Regions from separate parts of the Homo sapiens genome. Here all the other regions are linked to region 2. The links are chromatin loops, found by intact Hi-C in ENCODE. Cell type or tissue: OCI-LY7. All regions are shown on one strand. Links, peaks and the distances in the headings refer to the core of each region. The heading gives the core; the rest is flanking DNA. Region 1 overlaps RNGTT (RNA guanylyltransferase and 5'-phosphatase). Region 2 has its middle 120 kb from the start of SPACA1. Region 3 has its middle 14 kb from the start of CNR1.

Evidence for each region. Hi-C counts contacts between places; a loop is a spot of excess contacts. Peaks named below come from ENCODE experiments on the same cell type or tissue, not always from the same donor. Only the 100,000 strongest peaks of a DNase experiment are listed, where the experiment ranks them.
Region 1: a loop joins it to region 2, with 11 times the contacts of the local background. A loop is called at or near these places in 2 of 110 quality-filtered maps.
Region 3: a loop joins it to region 2, with 5 times the contacts of the local background. A loop is called at or near these places in 16 of 110 quality-filtered maps.

The regions. Positions count from the first base shown.
Region 1 is chr6:88,609,383-88,617,685 of GRCh38, reverse strand. It overlaps RNGTT (RNA guanylyltransferase and 5'-phosphatase), which reads left to right. Exons shown (of 16, transcript NM_003800.5): 15 at 3,291-3,414; 16 at 4,804-7,789. The coding sequence ends at 4,967. Among named protein-coding and RNA genes, the nearest start is that of RNGTT, 350 kb to the left of the region's middle. In OCI-LY7, for the core only: no CTCF peak of the experiment used is centred there; DNase peaks (open chromatin) are centred at 1,145, 3,125, 4,865, 5,735 and 3 weaker places; H3K4me3 peaks cover 7,192 bases; H3K27ac peaks cover 8,000 bases.
Region 2 is chr6:87,918,789-87,927,091 of GRCh38, reverse strand. No RefSeq gene overlaps it. Among named protein-coding and RNA genes, the nearest start is that of SPACA1, 120 kb to the left of the region's middle. RefSeq lists enhancers at 1,382-1,571, 757-1,846. In OCI-LY7, for the core only: no CTCF peak of the experiment used is centred there; DNase peaks (open chromatin) are centred at 1,281, 1,541, 4,021, 5,821 and 10 weaker places; H3K4me3 peaks cover 5,267 bases; H3K27ac peaks cover 8,000 bases.
Region 3 is chr6:88,175,867-88,184,169 of GRCh38, reverse strand. No RefSeq gene overlaps it. Among named protein-coding and RNA genes, the nearest start is that of CNR1, 14 kb to the right of the region's middle. RefSeq lists enhancers at 214-777, 6,052-6,251. In OCI-LY7, for the core only: CTCF peaks have their summits at 3,935 and 4,146; DNase peaks (open chromatin) are centred at 4,289, 5,389, 5,819, 6,099 and 1 weaker place; H3K4me3 peaks cover 4,141 bases; H3K27ac peaks cover 4,626 bases.

The sequences.
Region 1 (8,303 bases), core at 62-8,061, 690 kb before region 2:
TACAGAATCTCAATAGACCCCAAAAGGCCAAAACAATCTTGAGAAAGAACAAAGTTGGAGGCCTCACACTTCCTGATTTCAAAACATACTTCAAAGCATCTAATTTAGATGGCATACTTAATTACTGGCATAAAGATAGAGATACAAATCAATGGAGCAGAATAGAGAGCCCAGAAATAAATCATTGCATATATGGCCAAATGATTTGCCACAAGGGCGCCAATACTACACAATGGGAAGGGACAATCAATATCTTCAACTAACAGTGTTGGGAAAGCAATATCCACATGCAAAAGAATGAAGTTGAACCCCTACCTTACACCATATACAAAAATTAACACAAAAATAAAGACCAAAACATAAGACCTTAAACTATTAAACTTGTAAAAGATAACATAGGAGAAATCTTTTTTTTGGAGATGGAGTCTCCCTCTCTTGCCCAGGCTGGAGTGCAGTGGCACGATCTCAGCTCACTGCAAGCTCCGCCTCCCAGGTTCATGCCATTATCCTGCCTCAGCCTCCCGAGTAGCTGGGACTGCAGGCACCTGCCACCACGCCCGGCTAATCTTTTTGTATTTTTAGTAGAGACAGGGTTTCACTGTGTTAGCCAGGATGGTCTCGATCTGACCTCATGATCTGCCCACCTCGGCCTCCCAAAGTGCTGGGATTACAGGCGTGAGCCACTGTGCCCGGCCAGGACAAATCTTTAGGACATTGGATTAGGCAATGATTTCTTGTGTGCAACACCAAAATCATAGGCAACAAAATAAAAAATAGACAAAGAGGACTACATCAAAGTTAAAAACTTATGTACATCAAAGGAATCAATCAGCAGTGTGAAAAGGCAGCCTACAGAATGGGAGAAAATAATTGCAAATTGTACATCTGATAAGAAGTTAATGTCCAGAATATATAAGGAACTCCTACATCTCAACAACAATAAACAACCCAATTAAAAAAATTGACAAAGTTTCTTGTATACTGAAGAAAGTATACTGAAGAAAGTATACAGCCAATAAGCACATGGAAAGATTCTCAGTCATTAGTGAAATGCAAATCAAGACCACAATGAGATAGCACCTGACACCATCAGGATGGCCACTATGAAAGAACAAAAAGTTTAAATTAGAGCACAGTAAACAATGGGCGTCAATTTTTTTTAAAAAAAAAAGGAACAAAAACTAACAGGTGTTAAGGATGTGACATTGGAACCCTTGCATACTGTTAGTGAGAATGTAAATTGATGCAGCCATTATGGAAAACAAAGGGGTCCTCAAAAGATTAAAAATAAAATTATGATCCAGTGATACTGCCTCTGGGTGTATAGCCAAAATAATTTAAAACCGGATCTCAAAGAGATATTTTCACACCCACGTTCTTTGCAACATTATCCAAAATAGCCAAGAGGTAGAAGCAGCCCACGTGTCCATTGACAGATGAATGGCTAAAGAAAATGTGGTGTATACATACAGTGGAATATTATTCTACCTTTAAAAAGAAAGAATTTCTGTCACATGCTACAACATGAATAAACCTCAAGGACATTATGCTAAGTGAAACAAGCCAATCACAAAAGGACAAATAGTGTGTGATTCTGTTAATACTCGTATGAAGTATCTAAAGTAGTCAAAATCATAGAAACAGAAAGTAGAAAGGCAGTTATCAAGGTCTGGGTAGAGGGGAAGGGGGGCAATTAGTGTTTAGGGAGTATAGCATTTCAGTGTTGCAAGATGGAAAAGTTCTAGACATACACTTAGCATTGCTGAACTGTACACTTAAAAATGGTTAAGATGGAAAATTCAATGTTTTTTTACCACAGATTTTAAAAAGCAATGTTTCATTGCCTAATTTTATATTTGGTTAACAATTTTACTGATTGTTCTATGTCCCAGGCACTTTCAATTATTATTCTTTCAGTGACCCAGTAAATTAGGAACTTGTTCCCCATTTTAGAAATTAGGAAATAGACACTGAAAGGTTTAGAAACTTATTTCTGTTAGACCTTACATGTGGTATAGCAAAACTGTGTTTACCTAACTGAATGAGTTGTCCAATACTTGCATATACACAGTGTTTCCAAAATAAAAGAATGGGTCCCTAGAAAGCAAGGCAAGAGAATTGAGACTAAAATAATGAATATTTGAGGATAAATTTGGCAAGTTTGCTACTTGGAATATCACTTTTTTGGGCATGTCTAGTTCCAAAACCACTGAGTGTATTGCACCTGTTGGATTTGTTGAAAATGCAGATGGTACAATCAAATGTAAAGGGAAAGGAATATAGTTTGAAAGTTTTTATGAAGACATGTGCTGCCTAATCTGCGAATTGAAAGCATCTTTTAAAAACTTACTTCTCGTCATATTCCTAGGTGGTAGTGAATATGTGGGTAGAAAAATGAGAATGTTTCAGATAATGCTAATGAAGTTAAATGATTGCAGTCTACCATATTGTGAGGAAAAGTTGTTAGCCATGAAAGATGAGGACAGAATTAAAATATTACCATGACTGGCATTTGATTTGAAAACTACAAAGATAAGCTTAGGTTCCTATTTATGAAAACCATTCTCACAGCCCAGTGAAATATCTTTTAAAAGGTTCGTAGTTACCATGGATACTTGTTAGCTTTGATAGAGTATCCATATTCAGTCATCTGAGGTGAAGAAGCCAAAAAACCCATCAACTAATGTCACAAATAGCTTCATCTGTAAATTTGTACTAGTTTGGGGATGGAAAGGCTAAGTTTCCTGAAGATTAGATTGTTGGTTAATTGTCACTGCTTGGAAAGCAAAATATTTAGGATGTACATTGCCTGAATTTGATCCTAGTATTCACTATTGATATGTAACTTTTTCATTTAACTAGTACACGGCATTTCTTAGATTTTAACATAGGAATTTAGATGGTTAGACCTTTCTGAAAGTTGATGAAACCTAGGCAGTATACTCAATTTCTGAAAGCCGTAGAGACACAGACAATATTGAAGGTATTGGTCCCCATGGTAACATATTTGCATTTGGCCCAGCATGGCTGGTTTCTGCCTAGCTTCTTTTAATTGCTATATATTGACAGCCATTTTCACAATTATTTATAAAATGTCGGATAAGTGAGCATGTGTACAAGGGAGTGCACACCATACCTTAAGCTTGATTAGATACTTCAGATGACAAAGAGCTCTCTGCATGAAGAGTTACTGAGGTATTTTTATCATTTCCTAATGTGCCTGTCACATAGTAGAAGCAAAAAGCCTTTCAAGTTATTTAAATATTTTCCTCAATTCTCTTTCAAAACAGGTGACAAAAGAGCTGAAACAGTATGACAACAAAATTATAGAATGCAAATTTGAGAACAACAGCTGGGTCTTCATGAGACAGAGAACAGACAAAAGTTTTCCTAATGCCTACAACACTGCCATGGGTGAGTATGACAACTTACCAGTGCTTATTATATTTAAAACAAAAATTAAGGTGTTAGACCCAAAGTGTGCTGCCTTTGTTGTTTTGCTTAATGGGGCATAGTCATTTGGACTTCATCCTTGTTTGATGGGAAAGATACGTCAAGTCTGTATTCTGTTTGGCTCCAGTTGGCTTGTAGGTTCTACTCTCTAAACTGGTGATCTTGTGCCCATGCACCCAAAAGAGAAGTTTAAAGGGCAGGATACTGGGCTGTATACAAGTTGAATTTATTGAACAACAACAACAACAGAAACCATGATAATTTCAGATCTATTCAAAACTATAAAAACCATTGTTTGCCAGATGGTAAAAGACAAAATTATCAGGGGAAAATGTAATTTCCAGCTCTTAAAATAGCTTTATAAACAATGGAGAACAAAGTAAACGAAAACCATTTAAAAAGACAAAATCTGCTATGCTATTCTTCAGAGTGTTCTTTGGGTACAATATGAATGCTTTGGGAATTCAGAATAGTAAGTTTCTTTCATGGGGAACAACACAAATTAATTGAAGTTTATAAGGTATACCACTACCAGTAGCAGTTGTTGTTCTGGATTGCATTTTTAGTGGAGTTGAAAAAAGGTAAAAACCAAGATAACAGGTTAATCAAACTTTACTTTTAGAATGTGCAGTTGATGAGGAGGATGATGATGATGATATGATAAGCTAATGAGAAAATATTGAAATTGCCAATTTCAGCTTTGCAGTTTAAAAGTTACTGTTGTACATTTAGGAGTTCTCATTGGAACTAGCATCCATGTTCAGACAAGATGAGTTAATTTCAAAAGTCAGGATGATTAAGCCAATGTCTTTTCTTCTAAGACCAAATAGGTAAATAAAATGAAAAGGACTGGCACTAAATTTTGATAAGAGAAGATAATATGGTCTGCTAGCTACAATGAAACCACCTATTCAACAGGAATGGTGGCTGGTGCCATGTTTTATGTTTCGTAGAGTAGACTTCTTTCTGAGAGAAAGATTGAAGGACTATAGTGCACGTTTTCTGTAGAAGTTTTAGTTGAATACAGACTATGGTGCAATGTGTTGTGTTAGATTAAAATCCCATAAAAACTGGTTTGGGAGGGATAGAAAACCGTGGGGAAGACATGCTTATAGCCCAAACATTTAAAGTTTTGGTTTAAAATTAATACTGCAGTAAAGAGTAGCCATTAGACAAGCACATATTTTGGGTGTAGGGTAGGGAGGAGATAGTTCAATGTGAAGCACATCACTCAAATGGGTAAAATGGAAAGTATTTAGTATATTGGGATGAAAACCTTTCTCATAAGCCTGTGGTGAGTCAGCTGCCTTAATTAACCCTCACATGAGACCTGTCTCCCTTTGTCCACAGCTGTGTGTAACAGCATCTCAAACCCTGTCACCAAGGAGATGCTGTTTGAGTTCATCGACAGATGTACTGCAGCTTCTCAAGGACAGAAGCGAAAACATCATCTGGACCCTGACACGGAGCTCATGCCACCACCACCTCCCAAAAGACCACGCCCTTTAACCTAAGACCTGCCTGTGACTTGAGGGTTAAGAAGAAAGAGGAATGAGGAAAAAACGCTGTTGCCCATTTTTGTAGCCAGAGAAATTGAAAAACGACTGTGGCTTGATGTTGATACACATTTGAATTTTTTTTAAAAAAAGAAAGTTATCGTAGCCAGCCTGTAAATACTTGATGCATTCGTTTCCTCAGTGCTGCAATACATCGTGGACTTAAACATCTTATTTATCTGATAAACTCAGCCTTACCTTGTGGAATCTGAAGATTGAAATATCCAAAGGTTTAAACAAGATGGAAATCAATGAAAAAGAGGCCTTGTTTATATATGGGTAGCTTCACATTTAATTTATAAAGTTAACAATCTGGAAACTGTGAGCCCATAAAACAGTATTTTTTAGAAGTTGTGTTACAACTGTAGCAAATTTTCCTTTTAAAAAATCCAGGCAATGGCATTAAACATTCTTGCTATCATTTACCATGGATTTCCTACATTTCTGAGATCCCTGTATTCAAAAACAAATGACAGGGTTGTTAAGTTGTACTATATTAAACAACTTGGTCTGGTTTATATCATTTTAACAAGTTTTTTGGAAATGTAAAAGAAAAAAGTAAAGCTCCATTTTTGTGAATTGCATTGTTTCTAAAGGAAGTATTTTGAGTATTTTCATCTGTTTGTATTGTTTCGACTATGATATCAGATATCCAGTGTGTCCATTCTGGCAGTGGTTTTGAGTTACTTCATGGAACTTGGACATACACCACCAGGTCCTTTATGTGTTGTTCTCCTGGGAGACTTCTTTTTTTAAATGCCAGGGCTACTTCTGCTTTACCTCAGTGGTATCAGCACATTGTAAATTACGTTAAAACACACAACTCACTGTGATCTATGGGAGTGATATCAAATACAAACGATGTTGTGTTCCTTCTCTCGAACAAAACAGCAAAGGGAATGCCAGCTAACTTCTTTGATTAGAAGGTAATGTCATGGAATAGAATGCTGTCACCAGAAAATGCTCTCCCACTGCTAGATAAATGCAGAGGCAAAGTGTAGACATCTGTAGGAACTAAATATCAAGGAAATCAAGACATTTATTTTCAAAGCGAGAATTCTATCTACATTCTATTCTGCGGATGTTATTTCTGTTATACATCTGAATTTTAAAATGTTTACTGATAGATAATGGATTTAAAGGGCGGCTAATTGATTGTCTGCCATTGTTGATAAACTGTTCTAATTGGTTTGTGAAAGAACTCTGAGAATTAGCTAAATGGAGGCTAGTGTATTTATTTTTAGAGGTACATGTTTTAAGTAAATGTATTTAAAACAAATTTTCATGGTCTGAATTGTATATGTAAATGCATATCTGTGTAAGTATATGCAAGTGTATATTCTTCTACTGATTCAGTCAGACACGAAATCCAACTGAATTACCCGGTAGACTGAATATCTGACGGGATTTCTATATGGACATAGCACAGATGAACCAAAAATGTATTTATATTCACCTGAGTTTTAATGTTTTTAAACAAAGTTTTCTCCTGCAGTGCTTTTCTATATGAAATAGTTGAGTCAAGCTTGGGCTTTTTTCTTCGTTGTTCCCAAGTCATGTAATGTATAGTGAATTTATCCAAAACGCCATTGTAACGTTTTTTACTAGAGTGTTTTTGCACATTTGGGCGCTAAAGGGATTAAAACAACTGATGCCACAATGACTATTGAAGGAGGGAAAATTCTCAAGGTTCCATAGTATCTTTTACAAAATGGATTAAAAAAAAAATGCCTATGCAACTTCAAATAGTCTGATGCCTGCTTCCCCAGGACGAGTGACTCTTCCACGGTGTGCTGCTTTCCCTCCGAGCCTGTGGAAAGGCAGAGCCCTTTTGCAGATACGAAAGCAAGCTTTTGCCAATGATCTTTAATGGAGTTAAAATGTTTATGGTAATTGTAACCTTTCAAATGAGTTACGTGAAAAGAGCATCTCACTTTTAATACACCCAGATATTTTCTTCAAGTCTTTGTGCATTTTAGCAGGACTTAATTTTCTTAATTTATTCTTTCCTTTCAATTATAGTGACATAGAGTAGTTGGCCTTATAAGTAGATCCCATTTAGCCCCTGAACATAATACCATCTGCAGTATTATAAAAGTCATTTAGAAGGTCAGGGGGATAATCTAGAGGCAGGATTTTGGACATTGTGAAGGAAATGTGCTCCTTCTCAGCTCACTTCAATAACTATTTTCTGAGACTGAAGTTTTTTAGACAAGAATAAGAAAACTTTGCTTTCTTCAGTTATCACATGTGAAAGCTTTTGCTTTTTGTTAGGAAAAGGTGTGGATGACTCTACTGCGTGGATGGTTACATTTGCTTTCCGTGAAATGCTCAGAAAATGTCAGGACATTCCTTTTCCAATTGTGTGTCAGTGCGTATTGTAATAAAACTACTGATTTAAATTAGCATAAGTGTATCTACTTTGTTTTACTGGTGATACTCTTGTGTCCCTTCTATTGCTGGCATCACATCCTACTGCTGTCAGCCACACCCAGTGTAATCCATCTGGCTTTGTAGAGATTAGCATAAAGACTTGGAAAGCCTCTATTTTTCTTTCTGAGAAACTGAGAAATTTGATTGACACAGGGGGGTGTAGTTTGAACCTTTTATTTTTGAAGTGGAGAGGAATGGGAGAAAGCACATCTTTATATGATGTTTATATTATTTCTCTTCATCTAATCTTAGCAGTCTACTGTATGAGTAGATATTCTGTTACATTATTTTTAATGCATTTAAATTTTTTAGAATACTCAGCAATAGCAATAAATATTCTGAAATGATGAAGTCGTGAACTACCAAATTTTTTTTTGCATTGCATTTTTATAGTATGGAATTTGCCATCTTTAAATGTTTAAATAATACCACCATTTTGAACTCTGCATATAGTTTTTCCTGGCCAAAAAAATAACCTTGGAAGCCAAGAAGCAAATACTCCCAAGTGGGAGGACACATGTGGTGGAGAAAACTCTGGACTAGACTCACACAAGTCCAGGCTCTGCCTCCTGTTGGCTCTGTTCTGTCTAGATCCTCCCACACACACACCCCCATCCACCCCTGCCATTTTGTTCCATCTATAAAGTGGCAAATCCCATCTGTCACACTGGGCTAGATTATTTAAAAGCCTTTCCAGGTCTAACCATGATTCCTGTGTTAAAGACAGTACTTTGAAAATCTCCCATATTCACCATAATAGCAGTATAACCATTATTGATTATTCACCAACTACCAAGACTGTCCTAAACATAACCACTCTATGCAGGCAGGTACTGTTACCAACCCCACTTTTAGATGAGG
Region 2 (8,303 bases), core at 219-8,218:
CAAGTACAAGAAACAGGTTTGAAGAAGCCTGGAGGACATTTACCAGTGATCTGGTCTGGGAAGTTGTGGTTAGGCCACAGCAGAAGGGGACCAATTACCACCATGTACCATCTGGGGGCCAAACACTCTTCTGGGTGCTTTATATTTGTGACCTCATCTCAGGTGGACAATGACCTAGCCAAGGTGGCTCTCATAATCCTTCAGTCACAACTCAGAGAATGGAGTGACTGCACAAAGGACCCAGTGGTGACTGGCAGAACCGGTACTGTGAATCAGCTGTCTTTGAGCCTGGAATTATATTCTTCTGGAAATGCCTCTCTTTACCCAGGCCAGGCAGTTCCCAAACAATTCCCCAAAAGACGCCAGATTTGTGAACAGATATTGGTTGACTAAAACATGTTCCCCCTACAGGAAAAACAACTCCAAGTGCATGCCTTAATGACAGTGCTTCTGCAGTGTCCCCGCTGTACCTGGGGACAACATACTATCCACAATGGATAGTATGTACTGAATACCTACTTTGTGCAAGGGACTAAGCTGACAACTCTGTATACAAGAGCTCATTTAATCTTATTATTATTCCTGTTTTATACAAGGTTAAGTAACTTGCCCAAAGTCACAGCCAGAACTGGGACTTAAACCCAGATCACTCAACTCCAGAATCCATGTTTCATGACTATTTTCCTAACCACTGTTTTTCACTGCCTCTCCTTGAGGGAAATAAATCAGTGGGCCCTGGTATCTGAGAAACGCCACCACAAGACAGCCAACCTCAGCGCTTTGTGGATTTCTCTAATTCTAATTTCTAGTCCCTGTTTTTGTCACCTGTGTGAGTGGTAACGGCCTGAAGCACTGGTATTACTAAGACAGGTCCCCCATCCCCTAAGCAATCTTGAGGGCTGTGACGAACTATAGATAAATGAGGGTAGGTTGAGCACTTCGAATTGGAACGCATGAAATTGGTTGGATTTGTAATCAGATGAGAGAAAGCAAAGGCTTTAGGAAAGCCCACTTTTCCCCGTAGTCCCTTCTCATGGCCATGAGGCATCATCAACTCTTAATGGAAAGGGTATAAATGCTGGAGTTGGGCAGACCTCAGGTCAAGCCCTGGCTCCACTCCTGGCCAGCTGAGTGACTTGGGCCAGGTAACTTCATCTCCCTGAGCCTCAGTCTCCTCATGTGTAAAGTATGTGCACCAGTAGCTAGCAGAGGGCTGGGAACACGGATGGAGATGATCCACAGGAAGCACCTGGCACTATGTCTGGCACGTGGGAAAGGATCAAGTACATATTAGCTAAAAATAAAACTGAGAGCATGGTTTCAGGGCCGTTGGGGATTCCCCAGTCACCAGACTGTGACCATCTGCCCCGATGCTGCATGTGGGATCCTCCAGATCCTACACTGGCGTTGCATCCCTGTGTCTGGCAGGACAGGTGGCTTTTCCTAGCCACCTCAGGAGAGTACATTTGTCACCACGGATGCAAACCCTGGAAGCCAGTGCAAGCTGCTTGCTACAGCACTGGTGTGGCCAGGCCCCTGCTCTGCCAGAACTTGCTTCTAGTGAGAAACCTCATTTCTCACCCCATGGTCAGGTGGACTGTGGTGGGAGGAAGAGGTTGGGAGCAGAAAAGGTGACAGTTCTGGTCTCAGAGTTGATGGCTTCAGATCCCGCAGGGGTTCAGATGCCTTCAGATTTATAGGCCCATAACAGCAGAAAGCTGCCTCCTGGCTGAGCCTGGTGCTGCTTTTGGGCCCGGGGGGCTCCTGGCTGATACTGTTTGTGAACCTCTTTATCTCTCTAATGCCATGTTCTCTAAATCTTGGTATTAGAACGATGAGAAAGGGCGGAGGAGGGTGATTCATGCCCTGGTTACACTGACAACGAAATTCATCGAAATCAAATTTCTCCTAAGCATGCTAACAACATCCCGGCTGGTGCCTGCCTCGGCTGTAGGTCTGGGTTTGTTTGGTTTCTACAACAATTTTTCTTTTTAATGTCATTATTTTTATTATTTCGCCTAATGTTTTTATAATGTGCTTACTGTGGAGGTTGTTCCACAGAGCCCGCCAGCTCTCTGGGGATAGGGTGGGCCACGCTTGGTAACCCCAAAGGCTGCTGTTTTGCACAACCCTCCAATCACTGAAGGAAATAGAGTCTTCACCCTCCCCACTTCCCTAGACCTGTCTTGACAAGGAATCAAACACTAACCATAGAATTACTAACCTGTTCAACCCCAGTCTGAGCAAAGCTCCAATATTAACTGATGAACCCAACCAACCCTCCCCTTCTTCCACCCACCTTTTATTCTCCCAGTTAAGCATCTCTGGTTGCATCAGTCCTTTTTTCTATGTCATGGCTTCTGGCTCCACTTCTGCCATCCTGCCCTGGAACATCATCCCCTGCCCTATTTGCCCATATCCCTCTTAAATGTGACATTGATTAAGGGATGAATAAATGATACCACATCCATATTTCTGGAACATTAAGCATTTTAAAATTAATTTTGGAGAGGTGTCAATGATGTATCCTTAAGTGAAGAAAGATGGAGAAAATGGGTTTGTCCACTTTATGAAAAACCAAAAATCCCAACAAAAATCTTATATACTTGTGGGTTTGTTTTGATATGTTTGTCTCAGCATGAGTAACAGCACAGAAGGATACACACCAAGTTGTTAACATGTGTTATCTGTTTTGGGGGATGTTAGAAGGAAGAATTTTTTTTAATATACCTATAATGTTTCATTACCTGCAGTTAACTCTTGTTACTCTGATTTATTTATTTATTTATTTATTTTTGAGACAGGGTCTCACTCTGTCACCCAGACTGGAGTGCAGTGGAGCAATCTCAACTTAGCAGAACCTCAGCCTCCTGGGGCCAAGCAATCTTCCCATCTTAGCCTCCCAAGTAGATGGGACTATAGGTGTGCCATCACACCTGGCTAAATTTTTTTGGTATTTTTTGTAGAGATGGGGTTTCACCATGTTGCCCAGGCTGGTCTCAAACCCCTGGGCTCAAGCAATCCACTCACTGCAGCCTCCCAAAGTGCTGGGATTGCAAGTGTGAGCCATCACGCCTGGCCTCTGATAATTTTTAAGGAAGAATTTAAAATTGTTTTCAATCCATCAATCATCAATCAATCAATAACATGTTTGTATTTTTATCTTCAATGTGATAGACACTCGGAGTCCTGCAGATGTGGGGATCTGTTCAGGGCCTCTATTCATGCAGCCTAATTTGCATCACCTTCTTCGTTAACTCATGGTAGAGCCGACATCTACTAAAAGTCCTTAGTTGTTTTCCCTAGAACTGCTACAAAGAAAAGTCTCTCCTCCTATCCTATATACTTTTGAAGCAGATTTTTATTTACCCAAGTACAAGACCTTAAGTTTCTTATTAAATTTTTTTCTGTTGGTTTGGCTTTTTGTTCCAATTGTCAAGATCTTTTTAAAATCTGCTCTTCTTATCTAGCCTATTAGCCGTCCTGCCCCGCTTTGTGCCAACTGCAAATTTGATCAGCAGGTCTCTTAAGTCTTGATCCAAGTCCCTAATGAAAATGTTCAACAGGACAGAGCCAAGGACACAGTCTTGCACTGCCCATTTTCAATAAATAAATACAAATATTTTTTGTTTGTCTTTCGGTGTGTTCCCTTCATTATGTACAAGGCTCCTAATAAACAAAGAGGTTTGTGCTAGGCAAATCAATAACCATCACCATTATCTGATCTAGTGATAATAGCAGTAAACACTAATCACAATCCAACTTGAGCCAACCTAGAAGCACAGCAGCATTAGTCAGAGTGATGGAACATATGGCTGTGTCCACATCTGCTCTGAGGCATCCAGATGGAAGAGGAGGTGGGCCAGGGGGCAGGGGTGAGTGAACAGTGGGGTAGGAAGGAGAGAGGAGGGAGCAGACAGGTGAAGGCTGACAGGGGAGTGGGGCAGGGACTAGGCTCCCAAATCAATCTCCACGATTGTGTGGTTAATGTGCAAACAGCACACAACAGCTGCTGGTGGCTCCCATCCGTGACAGTACAACTGTATGACAAATACTTCCTGTCACACTTAGAGAGCTGTGTCTTCTGCTTTTTGGTTAATGGACCTTTGACATGCCTACTCAAATCACTTCTTCATAGGCCTTACAAGTCTTTGTCACAAATATATGCTAATGTTTTTCTTCTCTGTGTGGCTGTTTCCTTTGAGCTATCACCAAGCATGGGTCCTATGCTACCCTGGTCCTCCCCATCTCTCCTCCACAGCCTCCCAGAAGCTGGCACACTCCTGACTTGTGCATCTCCCTACATAAAAGAACACTCACCTAACTGATAAAAGATGTAAATTCAAGCACAGTTCTTGCTTAAAGCAACATTTAACCCTCCCTGTGCCTTGGTTTCAGAACTGAAAAAGGAAAGTCATGACTGCAGCTTTTTTGTAAGACTAAATAAGATAGCATGTGGCAAAGAAGTAGATGCTAAGTATTAGCTGAATCTGAGTCCATACCTGCAGAAGACATGGGCTTGACTTACTCCAAACCTCTGGCTTTGATTATTTATAAACATGGGCAGGGTTAGCAAATGGGTTTTGCAATCTTCAGTGTTTTGCCAGTCACCCTTGTTGGCCTCCTGAGAACATGTTGAGGACCTTTTACAGTATTCTCACATTTGCACTGATTCTTTCATTCACTCAACATTTGCTGTCAACTCTGTGCCAACGCTGGGCTGAGCCCCAGGCATACAAAGATGATTGAGGCAAGATCCTGGCACTAAAGTATCTCACGGTCTAGTGCCCATCACCCATAGTAACAACCCCCCCCCCAAACACACACAGACACACACACCACCCAGCAGCAACACCAGCAGCAGCAAAAGTTCACATACCAGACCCTTACTATAGGCAATATACTCTGATACTTTATGTTCTATTTTACTTTTTAAATTGACTTCACCACCCACTAATGGGATGTTGACCCACAGTTTTAAAAGCTCCATTTTGGGGTTGGATATGTGTGCTAAGTTCTATTATCATTTACTAGATTGCTATGGGAATGCCAAAAAAAGAGCTCCCAGGCCTAAGAGAATCAGCAGACCTAACACTTAAGCTGGAAGGATAGTCAGGTGTGCATGGGGTATTTGGTGTTCTCAGAAGAGGAAACATCATGAACAGTGCATGGAGGAATGAAAGCATGGCTGTTCAGGGAATTTTTTTTTTTTTCTTAGATGGAGTTTTGCTCTTGTTGCCCAGGCTGGAGTGCAATGGCATGATCTTGGCTCACTGCAACCTCCCCTTCCCGGGTTCAAGGGATTCTCCTGTTTCAGCCTCCCAAGAAGCTGGAATTACAGGCGCATGCCACCATGCCTGGCTAATTTTTGTATTTTAGTAGAGACAGGGTTTCATCATATTGATCAGACTGGTCTCCAACTCCTGACCTCAGGTGATCTACCAACCTTGGCCTCCCAAAGTGCTGGGATTACAGGCGTGAGCCACCACACCTGGCCAACTGTTCACAGAATTCTAAGAAGTTTTGAATGGTTAGAACACAGGGAACTTTAGGGGAAATGGGGGAAATATGAGGCTTTAGAGATAAATAGAGATTTTTTGTTTAAAGCAAATATTACAGAGCCAATGACTGAATACTCGGGGAAAAGATTTTTACTGCCAAGCAGGAAACTCAATCCAGCACAGAGTCTAGGCTCTGGGAAAAGAGGTTTCAGGAGAAGAAGAAACAAGATAGGTTTTTTAAAGCCAAGAGACCACACCCTGTATTTAAAAAGCAAACTCTCTTGAGTATTGCTGATTGGTTGGAGGCATCTTGGTGTGTGGATTTGGTTAAGCACTGGGCTGGGTGGAGAGCTCTGCTGTGTACCAGAGCACCCACCTCAGGATTGTGGCACCCAGAGGTTGTTTTAGCAGAAGTCATGTCTGCACCACTGACAGCTGATCCAGCAGCCCAGTTGCCTCTGTCAGGAATCAGATCATGAAGAAATTTGTGGCCTGCTAGAGAGTTTGGGTGTTATCGGCCATGGAGGCCAGTGGAAGATTTAAAGTAAGAGGGTACCTAAAAATTGGTAGAAGCATCAATATCACAGCAGAGTAGCAGATAAGATTGGAAGGAAGAATTAACTGGAGGAACACAAACCAGAAAAGCAGCTAAGGTTAGTAGTTCAGGAGATGGTGATGGTGGGCTGAAAGAGAAAAGAGCTGATCAGGAAGAAAAGGAAAGGCTGGATTAGGAAATGGAAAGTTGGAGAATCAATATGATCTAGGGGCTGATTCAATGTAACAGGTGAGACAGAGGGAAAATCCACAATGATGCATCAGGTTACTAACTTGGGTGATGAGAAGATTGTGGAGACCCCCGAAGAGAAAATTTGGGGTGTTTGGGGAGAGAACGGGAGGATCAGGTCAGCACAAAAACAGTGCTAGAGTACCCAGACTTGTCTCCCATGTATTACCATGAGCAGAGAAATCTCCCATTTACAATGTTCATGAACCCAGGAATTATAGAGCTACCCTTCTCTTCCAGATGCCTAAGGAATCATCATTAGGATCAGGGCCAGGAGGAAGGGGAAGTGTCTGCCTGCTGGTGTGCATGGCGTGAAGGTCGTCTCTGCCATCCAGAAAGCAGACTTTCTCCCACAGACACCAGATACGGTGGGGACTCTTGGGGCTGCAGAGCAACTCCTCCCTCTAGTTGAGCATTGAGCTGGATGAAGAGAGGTAGAAGGATGCATTTGTCAGCTCTGGCTCCAGAAACACTTGCTGGCCATCTCCATCTGGAAACCCAAGTTTGCACTGCCCAGTCACTATTTCAGCTTCTCCTCAGACCTGAGGTTGGAAGAATGATATCTGTAGTGGGTTGAATTGTGTGTCCAAAAGGATATATCCAAGTCCTAATCTCTGGTACCTGTGAGTAAGACTTTATTTGAAAATAAGGTCTTTGCAAATATAATTAAGGTTAAGAGAGATGAGATCATCCTAGATTTAGTGGGAGTTCTAAACCCAATGATTGATGTCTTTGAAAGAGAAAGCAGAGGGACATTTGAGACACAGAGACGCGGGGAGAAGGTGGCCATGAGAAGATGGAGGCAGAGACTACAGTTACACAGGTGCAAGCCAAGGAACACCAGTGGTGGCCGGCACCCATGAGATGCTTGGAGAATGGCATGGAATGAATTCTCCCTCTGAGCCTCCAAAGAGAACCAACCCTGCTGAATTTGGACTTCTTGCCTCCAGAACTGTGAAAGAATAAGTTTCTGCTGTTTGAAACCCCCGTTTGTGGTAATTTGTTATAGTAGCCCTAGGAAACTGAGATAATATCCCATTTAATTGCTTTTATGGCACTTGGGTACAGGAAACCTAGTGACCATCTCAGAAGTAATCACTACTCTCTGGTGGCTTGCCTCTTCTCCCCCGCCTATTCCCCTCAGATAGACACCTTCTCAACCAGCTGTTTCCCATCTTTTCTTCATTCTTTCTCTAGAGCAGAAGCTGTTCTTCCCAGCTTAGATGCTGTTCTGAACTCAGGGTAACAGCCAATTAAGCAGGTCTTTACTGAAGTCTTGCAGTACACCAGATGCTAAAGGTGCCCAGTAGATCCCAAGTGTGACAAGGACCAGAAAAAGCACACTTTTCTCAGGCATTTAGTAAGAAAAGCCTTTCCCATTTTATGTTTTTTATTTCTACTACCCAGAGCAATATGACATTCCAGGGCAATCATTCTTACATTTCAGAAAACATCAAAAAATAGCTTATCCTTAAAACAAAGTTGGAGAGCTCATCCTATTCTAAGGCTTGGCCTGAGCCTGTAGATCAGAGAGGGTTCCATGATCTTAGGAAGTCACCCAGGACTTCTCATTTCCACTTGAACACCTAACACTATACCAAAGCAAGTATTTCCCCAGATTGCCCCAGTTCATGAACTGACCGTGTAGTGTGATGTAGAAATTGCAAATTTTGGTGAGCCCTGGAATTAAAATGTGTCTTCCTTTCTGGAAATTTAAAAAAAATAAATGAAAGGACTAGCCATATCCACATATGGTTCTGCCCTAGTCATTTAACCTCTGTTTGGCCCAGTTTGCTTATTTATGCATTAAGTGGAGATTGTGAAAGGACATCTTATGAATTAATTAATTAACAATTGAAAGGGGCTTTAAAAGTGCTATGCAAATGATAAGCATTATTGTAAGGCCCATGGGAACCTGAGACAAAGCAAGGAGCCAAACTCCAAATTGAGGATTATAACCAAGAAGCAAATGTCAGCACTTTGGAATGTGAAAGAATGATTAACATTGGTTACGATGA
Region 3 (8,303 bases), core at 290-8,289, 260 kb before region 2:
CTTAGGAAGCTTAAAATCATGGCAGAAGGTGAAGTGGGAGCAGGCACATCACATGGCAAAGGCAGGAGCAAGAGAGAGAGTGGGGCAGTGGGGAGCCGCACACTTTTAAATGACCAAGTCTTACAAGAACTCACTATCTGGAGGCCAGCACCAAGGAAATGGTGCTAAACCATTCATAAGAAATCCACTCCCTTGATCCAAACACCTCCCACCAGGTCCCACCTGCAACACTGGGAATTGCATTTCAGCATGAGACTTGAGTGGGGACAAATATCCAAACTATTAATATATCACCTTCTAAAACGCTTTCCTGTGCTTGCTTCCTCACTTGCCATCTCTGGAATACCAGGCTCTTCTCTTAACTGCCTCAATGCTACAAGAAGTGTCCCTGGCACTTAGAAGTTCAGTTCAACCCTCCTTCCCCTTTACAATTGCTCCTGTGGGGAGCCACAGTAATGACAGGATAATGACAATTCCACAGTCTTTCCTAGCAAGCTTTAAACCACTCAAGGCCGCTCCATTTACATTTTAACAGGAGAATCATTAGTCCCTTGATGGAGAGAGTTTAGCTCTTCAATTCACTGCAGCTTTTTTTAAGCAGTGGGGAACATTTTATCACAAACTCAGATAAAGAAGATAAAGTGTGACTTAATAGCTCCCTTCATGCATATATTTCATTAGAGACTACTCTGTTTTCATAGCTACCAAGAATCACATTATTTTCATAACTTGAAAATAAGTTCAATCAGCATATTTCTTATCCAACCATTTACTTTTTCCCACAAAAGTGACAGGATGTGAGAGTTAAGATTCTGCATATTAAAGTCCAAAGCACTCTTGGTTTTTTCTTATTTTTATTGATAAATAATATAGAAAGCTGATTAAAATTACATTGCATAAATATACCTTTATACATGACATGCATAGAATACTTAATTACACATTTAACTATAAATATAAAAATCTTATTTTTCCAGAGGAGAAGTAACTTTGAACAATTCTAATTATTGATGATCTCATTTTAGGCTATATGTACCTTATTACCAAGCACATTTTGTGGTTATTTCCCTTTTTTGTGCTACTTTTTTTCTTTGTATGTCCCTTAAAGAATTATTAAGGATAATGATTACTGAAATGTGTGTCATGTTAAAAAAAAATTATTCTCACACTTTTGTTAAGAACAGTAAGGCAGACTTTACTCAGGATTCCTTCAATGGGGTTTTGCAGTAGAGGAGAGAAATTGGGCTTGTTCCAAATACAGCCAGGAAAAGTGGGAATTTACAGCCAATGAGCAGAGTTGGGGGGTTCCACGGATGGAACCTCACTAAAAGGGTAGTTATATTAATCTGTTTTCACACTGCTGTGAAGAACTGCCTGGGACTGGGTAATTTACAAAGCAAAAAGGTTTAATTGGCTCACAGTTCCACATGGAAGCCTCAGAAAACATAATCATGGTGGGGGGGAAAGCAGGCACATCTTATATGGTGGCAAGAGAGAGAGGACATGAAGGAGGAACTGCCAAACGCTTATAAAACCACTGGATCTTGTGAGAACTCACTATCAGGAGAACAGCATGGGGGTACCATCCCCATGATCAAATCACCTCCCTCCAAGCCCCTCCCTCGACACATGGGAATTATGGGGATTACAATCTGAGATGAGATTTGGGTGGGGACACAGGGCCAAACCATATCAGTAGGGTAATTCTTCACTAAACTGACATAACAAGATTCTTCTGAAGGCAGGCCAGGGTGATTAGATGTCACCTGGGACATGGTGGGGGATGGGTACAGGTAATTTGATTAGATATGGAGGGTGGAAGACTCTGTGTAAATCGACTTGACAGGATTCTTGCCCAAACTGGACTCTACCGCAAGGATGGAGACAGAAGCCCAAGGTGGGTCTAGTCAAGCAGAGGGCTCAGAGGAGCCTTATTAAAATTTTGTCAAGGAGAAAATCTTTGTTAGTCAATACAAGATATGCCTTTTAATGTAGAACTATTCAAGAATTCCCTATGCTTTCTTCATTTGAATAAACAAATTTAAAAAGAGATTTTTGACAAGATATTTCCTCAGTAATTTCCTCCAAATTTCTGGGAAACTAAACAGTTAGCTGCACTATTTCTCTTACCATGATAAAGCATAGAAATGAAAGGAAATGAAGAGTGGAGACAGAGATAGTATTGCCAACTGGCTGACAGATCTTTGAGAATATGATTCTGATGGGGCTGAGGATATGCTATCCCCAAATATGGCACCTTGGTGTTTGAGAAAACTGCAGAAGCAGGAACGTCTCTCTCTGACCTTCTCCCACCCTTCTCCCCTGAAGCAGGCTATTAGTTCTAGAAATGGAGTTTCTGACCTTCACCTGAATAGGCCATAAGACCTTCATGTGAGCTCTGAAGACCCAGAGAACAAACAAGCTTTGCTAAGCTCCTCCTGGTTTACCATCATTAGACCATACTTCTTTTACCCAGTCATACTTTTCCACAACTATCCATTTCTTCATCAAACTCAGGAATGAAAATACACAGGTTTCTCTGACTCTTTCGATCTTCATTTCTGAAGGCTACTGTGTCATGCAAGACTTATATTAAATAAGTTTGTATGCTTTTCTCCTATTAATCTATATCTGTCTTTTGTTATAGAAGCCTCAGCTATGAACCTAGCAATGGATAAGAAATCTTTTCTCCTCTATGGTTCTCATTGACAAGGATGATAAAGGCATTAATATTAAGTTTATTAGTGACACTTTGAATATCCCCAAACATAACAGCAAAGTTCTGAGGAGGAAAGGAGATGATCCAGGGGTCAAGTGCAGCACATCAAATCAAAGCTCTTTTCAGCAGACAAGTGGGGAGATAGGATGCATCATAGCAACCACACTTCCCTATGGTGCTTTGAATACAGTTCTCATCAAGGGCTTATTTAATTCTCTAAGTCTCTACCTGCTTCCCTCTGGGACTGCCCAGTCAAAAGCATGGGTCTGAATACATTTTACTTGTTTTTGTGTCCCAGTGCCAGCTCCTTAATGGACGATCAGTATATACTTCCTAAATGTATATATAACATCAGTTCCCTGTGAACATTTTCTTAAGACTTTTAGTTGTTAGGTTATTTTAATTAACTCTCGTATCATGGTTGCTCAATACCTACTGGGTGCCAACCTGATGGTACATGGTACATATTACTGATCCCTCTTCCTGGATTTCTCCTGAGGTGCTGTGCCTGATTAACATCTACTCACCCTTCAGTCTCAACTAAGACCCCACTTCCTTCCAAGCTCTCCCTAATCATGCTGAACCAGGTTCTTCCCTTCCAAGGTATACCTGTAGCACCCTGTGCTTCCACTTTCCTTACCATGTGAAGAGACCAACAGCCCATCAAACTGGTATGGAGATACTTCAAAGTAAAGACATCTGAGCTGCAGAAGATTCAGAAAGAAATCTTTGAATTTCCTTCATCTGACAGTGTTTTATGAGAGTCAGCTGCCCCTGAAGCCCCTTTGGGGAGGTGTCCATTCAAGAAGGTAGTGGCCTTGCACAACAGGACAATCCAAAAAAATGGTGTGAATGAGCCCCATCAGAACCTTTCAACCTTTGAAACTCTAACTTCTGCCCTTCTTATTAGAGACTAATAGACTGTCTTACTAGACTAATAGTCTAAGAGACTCTAACTGTTCTGGGAGCTACTCTCTATATAAGGTACTCCTGCATGCCTAATATATTTTTCTCCTATTAATCTGTTTATTGTCACTTAATTCACAGGCCCCCAACCAGTAGGACCTGAGTTGGGAGAGGAGAAGTTTTTCCTCCCAGCACATGACACTGTTCATTACAAATTAATTTTAACATGAATATAAGCTCAGAGAGCAGAGATTGAGTTTGTCTTACACTCATTGAATCATCTAGAAGTTTCCCTAAGTCCTTGCTTATCCTTGACTATTTTTTTACTTCATTCACACATGAACAACAAATTAATGTACTACAGTATTTTTGAATATGGAATCCGTGTACTATAGTATTTTTTTTTCCAAAGCTAACTGAGTATTTCTCAATTGAACTAGTTATTTGATCCTTGATAAATATACTCCTTATTCAAGTCCTCACCCAGCCCTCCAAATCCATTCAATGTTTCTCTACCTTGCTGTGACCACTAAAAGGCTCACAGCTGTTTTCTGCCTCTGTTGGCCCCCTTGCCTGCTGGCTCCGGGCTGGGTTCAGGCAATGGAAAGTACCAGCAGGTGATCAGAGGGCAGGAGGGGAGAGAGAGGTCAGAACTTACCTTTTCCCCATTTCCCCTAGCCCAGTGCAGAATCTCTTAACAGCAGCTGTGTCCCTTTGTGATTTTAGAACACATACAGGGCCCCTGCTCTGCTAACTTTACTTCCTCTTCTTGTTTCTTTAGCCCAAGAGACATCAACAGGTTGTTGCTAGTCTCTGGGTGCCTCACCTTCCTGTTTGCTCTTTTAATCCTTTCGGTAAGTAGTGCCTTTATTAAAGTCTCTTCATGAAACCATCAGAGGTGGTTGCTGTTTCCTGCAGGAATCCTAACAGACACAGTAGATAACTTGGTGGGTTGTTGTTGGTTTTATTTTGTGTGCGTTGCGGGCCGGGGGCGGGGGCAGGAGTAGGGGGACAGGGTGGTGAAAATGTCTAGGATTTTTACATTCTGTTAATGATTGAGCATTGTCATTGTTTTGTTATGACAAAACAACGTGAATGGGAATGTTATTCACACCTTCAATGTCCAGATGTTTACACTGAGTTTCTCTGGATCTTTTCTTATCTTAACACTTTGATCTTTGTTTCTGGCCCAACAATTCAGTTGTCTCTTTTGGGAATTCTATATTCCTTGATTGAATCTCCGTGATCTTTTCCCCATATTTTTAAATCTCACTCATCACCTCAATCTTTTACCCATTTCTTCTGTGTTCTGGGAGAGTTTTGCAAATTCTTTTGTACTTCACTAACTGATTTTCTTCTATTGGCTGCTTCCATCTCTGTTTTAAATTTGGCAGTCATGATTTTCAAATTCAGGCAATCCTTAATTATTTTAGATGTTTATTCAAGTTACATAAATGCAATTCTCTCTTGAATCTTAACAAGAAGACAAATCAGTTGTTTTTTCAAAACAGTCTACTGAAAATGGCTGTTCTCTGAGTTGGATCATCACCCTCATCCCCCACATTTTTTTGGTTTAAAAATACATTTGTAGGCAACATGATTTTTCTGTTTACCTATTGTCCAAAGAATGCTATATGCTTGCCAGTTTTGCTTATAGTTGAGTAAAACTTGAGATGGTCCCATCAAAAATATTGATATATTTGTACAAATCCTTTCAGAGGGGTATTAGGGGAAAAGCCTTCAGAAGATAGTCAGTTCTTGGGTCCAGCATGGAGGCAATCAGAAATGACCTGGAGCTTGAGTTGCTGCCAGAAACCATGTTTTATTCCTTTTTGTATTTCTAGCACAATATCTGATAATGAAGATTTGATGGATAAACAAATGACTGAGTTCAAAGTTAAAGAGTTTTAAAAGTAGTCAGTGGAATAAATTTTCCATATTAAGAAAAAAAATTAAACTTTTAAATATTCATCATTTTAGCACACTGTCAACAAAATTGTGGGTTTAAAGAAAAGATTAATTTAATGTTTTTAAGGTCCAAAGTGTCATTTTTATTAAAATGCCATTGTTTTCTAAGTTCTGAACCAGTATTCTTCTTCTCTGTACTTAGACAGAACAAATATGCAGATGAGTCATCCAACTTGCAAAGAGGCCATGGGAGGCACGATGAGGTCAAGAAAAGAGCAAACTGACTTAGTGAGAGAGACCAAAGTTCCACTGCCATCTTCCAGCTGTATGACTTGCATATGCCATTTAAATGAAGTCTGGGTTTTTTTTAATCTGAAAAATTTGCCTTATCTACCTCAAAAAAAGGGGATGAAAATGCATCTTAAGCATGAAGTGTTATGCAAATCTTGGTTGTGGTTATTACTATAATTTCATGTATTGATTTTAAACAAAATGTACTTTGAGTTGGAAGGTAAAAAATATGAAAGACTCTAAGAATGGGTAGGCGGGGAACCAAATGATCTGTGGCCACACTGAAGGTAGAAAAAAAGGAAGTGAATTTGAACTAAAGAAGCAGAAGTTGAGAAAGTACCAAAGTCTTTGACTTTCAGAGTGACCGAACACCAGCATAGTTCACCAGAGAAGATCAGGAATGCTGTCTCTTCTGAAAGGGTACCAAAAAGAGAGTAAACAGATCATTCTATATTGATCAAGGAGTGGCAAACTGACATCTGCAGAACAAATCTGATCCCCAGATGAGCTCTATTTGTTCAACAAAGATGTTGTCGTTGTTACTTTTTTTATTGAATTTGAGTGCTTTGGCGCACCTAGTCTTTCTGCCACTGTAGGTCCCACGACTTTCTGTTGCCTTATACTCAGCCCTTTAATTATTCAAGATACCTGCAGAGCCCTAGAGGCCTTTGAGGTTATCACTTCTACTGAAGGCCAGTGCCCAAGGTTGCTGCCCTGCTATCTCTCCTCCTAAGTTTTCCTAAATGTGTTCTAATGGTCACTATGCCTGCAGCCTGTCTTCTCTCCACTCCATCTAGCATATGATAAGATAAGTCCTTAAGTCTAAACTTCTCAGCCCAATATATGATACCCTTTAAGAAAAGTTTTCAAACTTCCACTTTCAGTCTCATCTCCTGACTTATTTCCACACTTTTCTCCTTTAAGTCCTCCAAACTTTCCATTTGCTAGAGACATCATCCTTATTTCTACTCTCAGCCTTACATTTGGTGTTTTCTATGACTTGAATGCTTTTTATTATTCAGAGCCAAGGTCAAATCTCATTCCTATGAGGCCTTTCCTAATTTTCTTTCACTACCCAAACACTCACTTTAGGAAGAATTAGTTACTCTTTTTTCTGTGTTTCCACATGAATCTATCCAATTCAAGGACTTCTTTGCATGTAAATCTCTATATCCATATTTCCCTACCACACTGTAAAATCTTCAAGGCCAAGGACTGCATCATATTTATTTTTGCATCTATCTCAGGTCCTAATACAATGGTTATACTATGATTGTAACTGAGTAAGAGTTATGGTGGATACACAATTTTCAGCAGATGTCCACAAAGGTAGATAAATGAAGAAACATAGGAAGAGTGCCTGTTATTTTCTGTTTCTTTTAGGATCAGTTAGTACTTTTATATAGGCCTTTGATTGGGCAGTGATATTTTGTGGGGTACATTGCCTACCACAGGAATGGAGAACCAGTCTTTTTTTTTTTTTTTTTTTTTTTTTTTGAGATGAAGTCTCGCTCTGTAGCTCAGTCTGGAGTGCAGTGGCATGATCTTGGCTCACCGCAATGTTCGCCTCCCAGGTTCAAGTGATTCTCCTGCCTCAGCCTCCAGAGTAGCTGGGATTACAGGCGCATGCCATTGCACTTGGCTAATTTTTCATATTTTTAGTAGAGACAGAGTTTCACCATGTTGGCCAGGCTGGTCTTAAACTCCCGACCTCAGGTAATCCACCCCCCTCGGCCTCCCAAAGTGCTATGATTACAGGCGTGAACCACCGTGCCCAGCCAGACAACCAGTCTTTCAAACATGTGCCTTTGATGACACAGAGCAGGCTGGGAACAATGCTAAGTCATTGCCCCCTTCTTTTGAAGTAGATAAGGCGGATTTTTCAGATTGCTACTTGCAATCTTCTTCCACACCTAAAACTGCAGAAACTACCAGTTACAGCACAGACTGAAGGAAAATTGCCTGGCACACTCCAGGGCACACCAACTTTCAGCACATATATGCTCAAAGTTTGATGACCTATACCCCCAGAACACTGCAATTCTATCTTAACAATGTCAATAAGCAGGACACTTGATTTTTCACATTGCTTTAAAAGAGAAACAAGAGTGATAGATTTGATTTGCAGACGAAACACTGAAAAGGAAAACAAACAAAACACAGTTTTATCTTTTTTTTTTTTTTTCCATTTTCTGGAGAACGGGGCCTCGCTATATTGCCCAGGCAGGTCTCGAACTCCTGGGCTCAAGCTATCCTCCTGCCTCTTGCCTCCCTGAGAGCTGGGATTACAGGCGTGAGCCACCGCGCCTGGCCACAAAACACAGTTTCAAGAATGAAATGCCCTAAGAGGGATTTCATGATTTCTAGATGATACTCATTATACATAAGTCTGTGCGATATTCCTATGTTACAGCGATCCAGCACAATACTGGTTCTTCATGACACTGGAGTAAATTAGGAGATTAGGGTTCAACAAGGT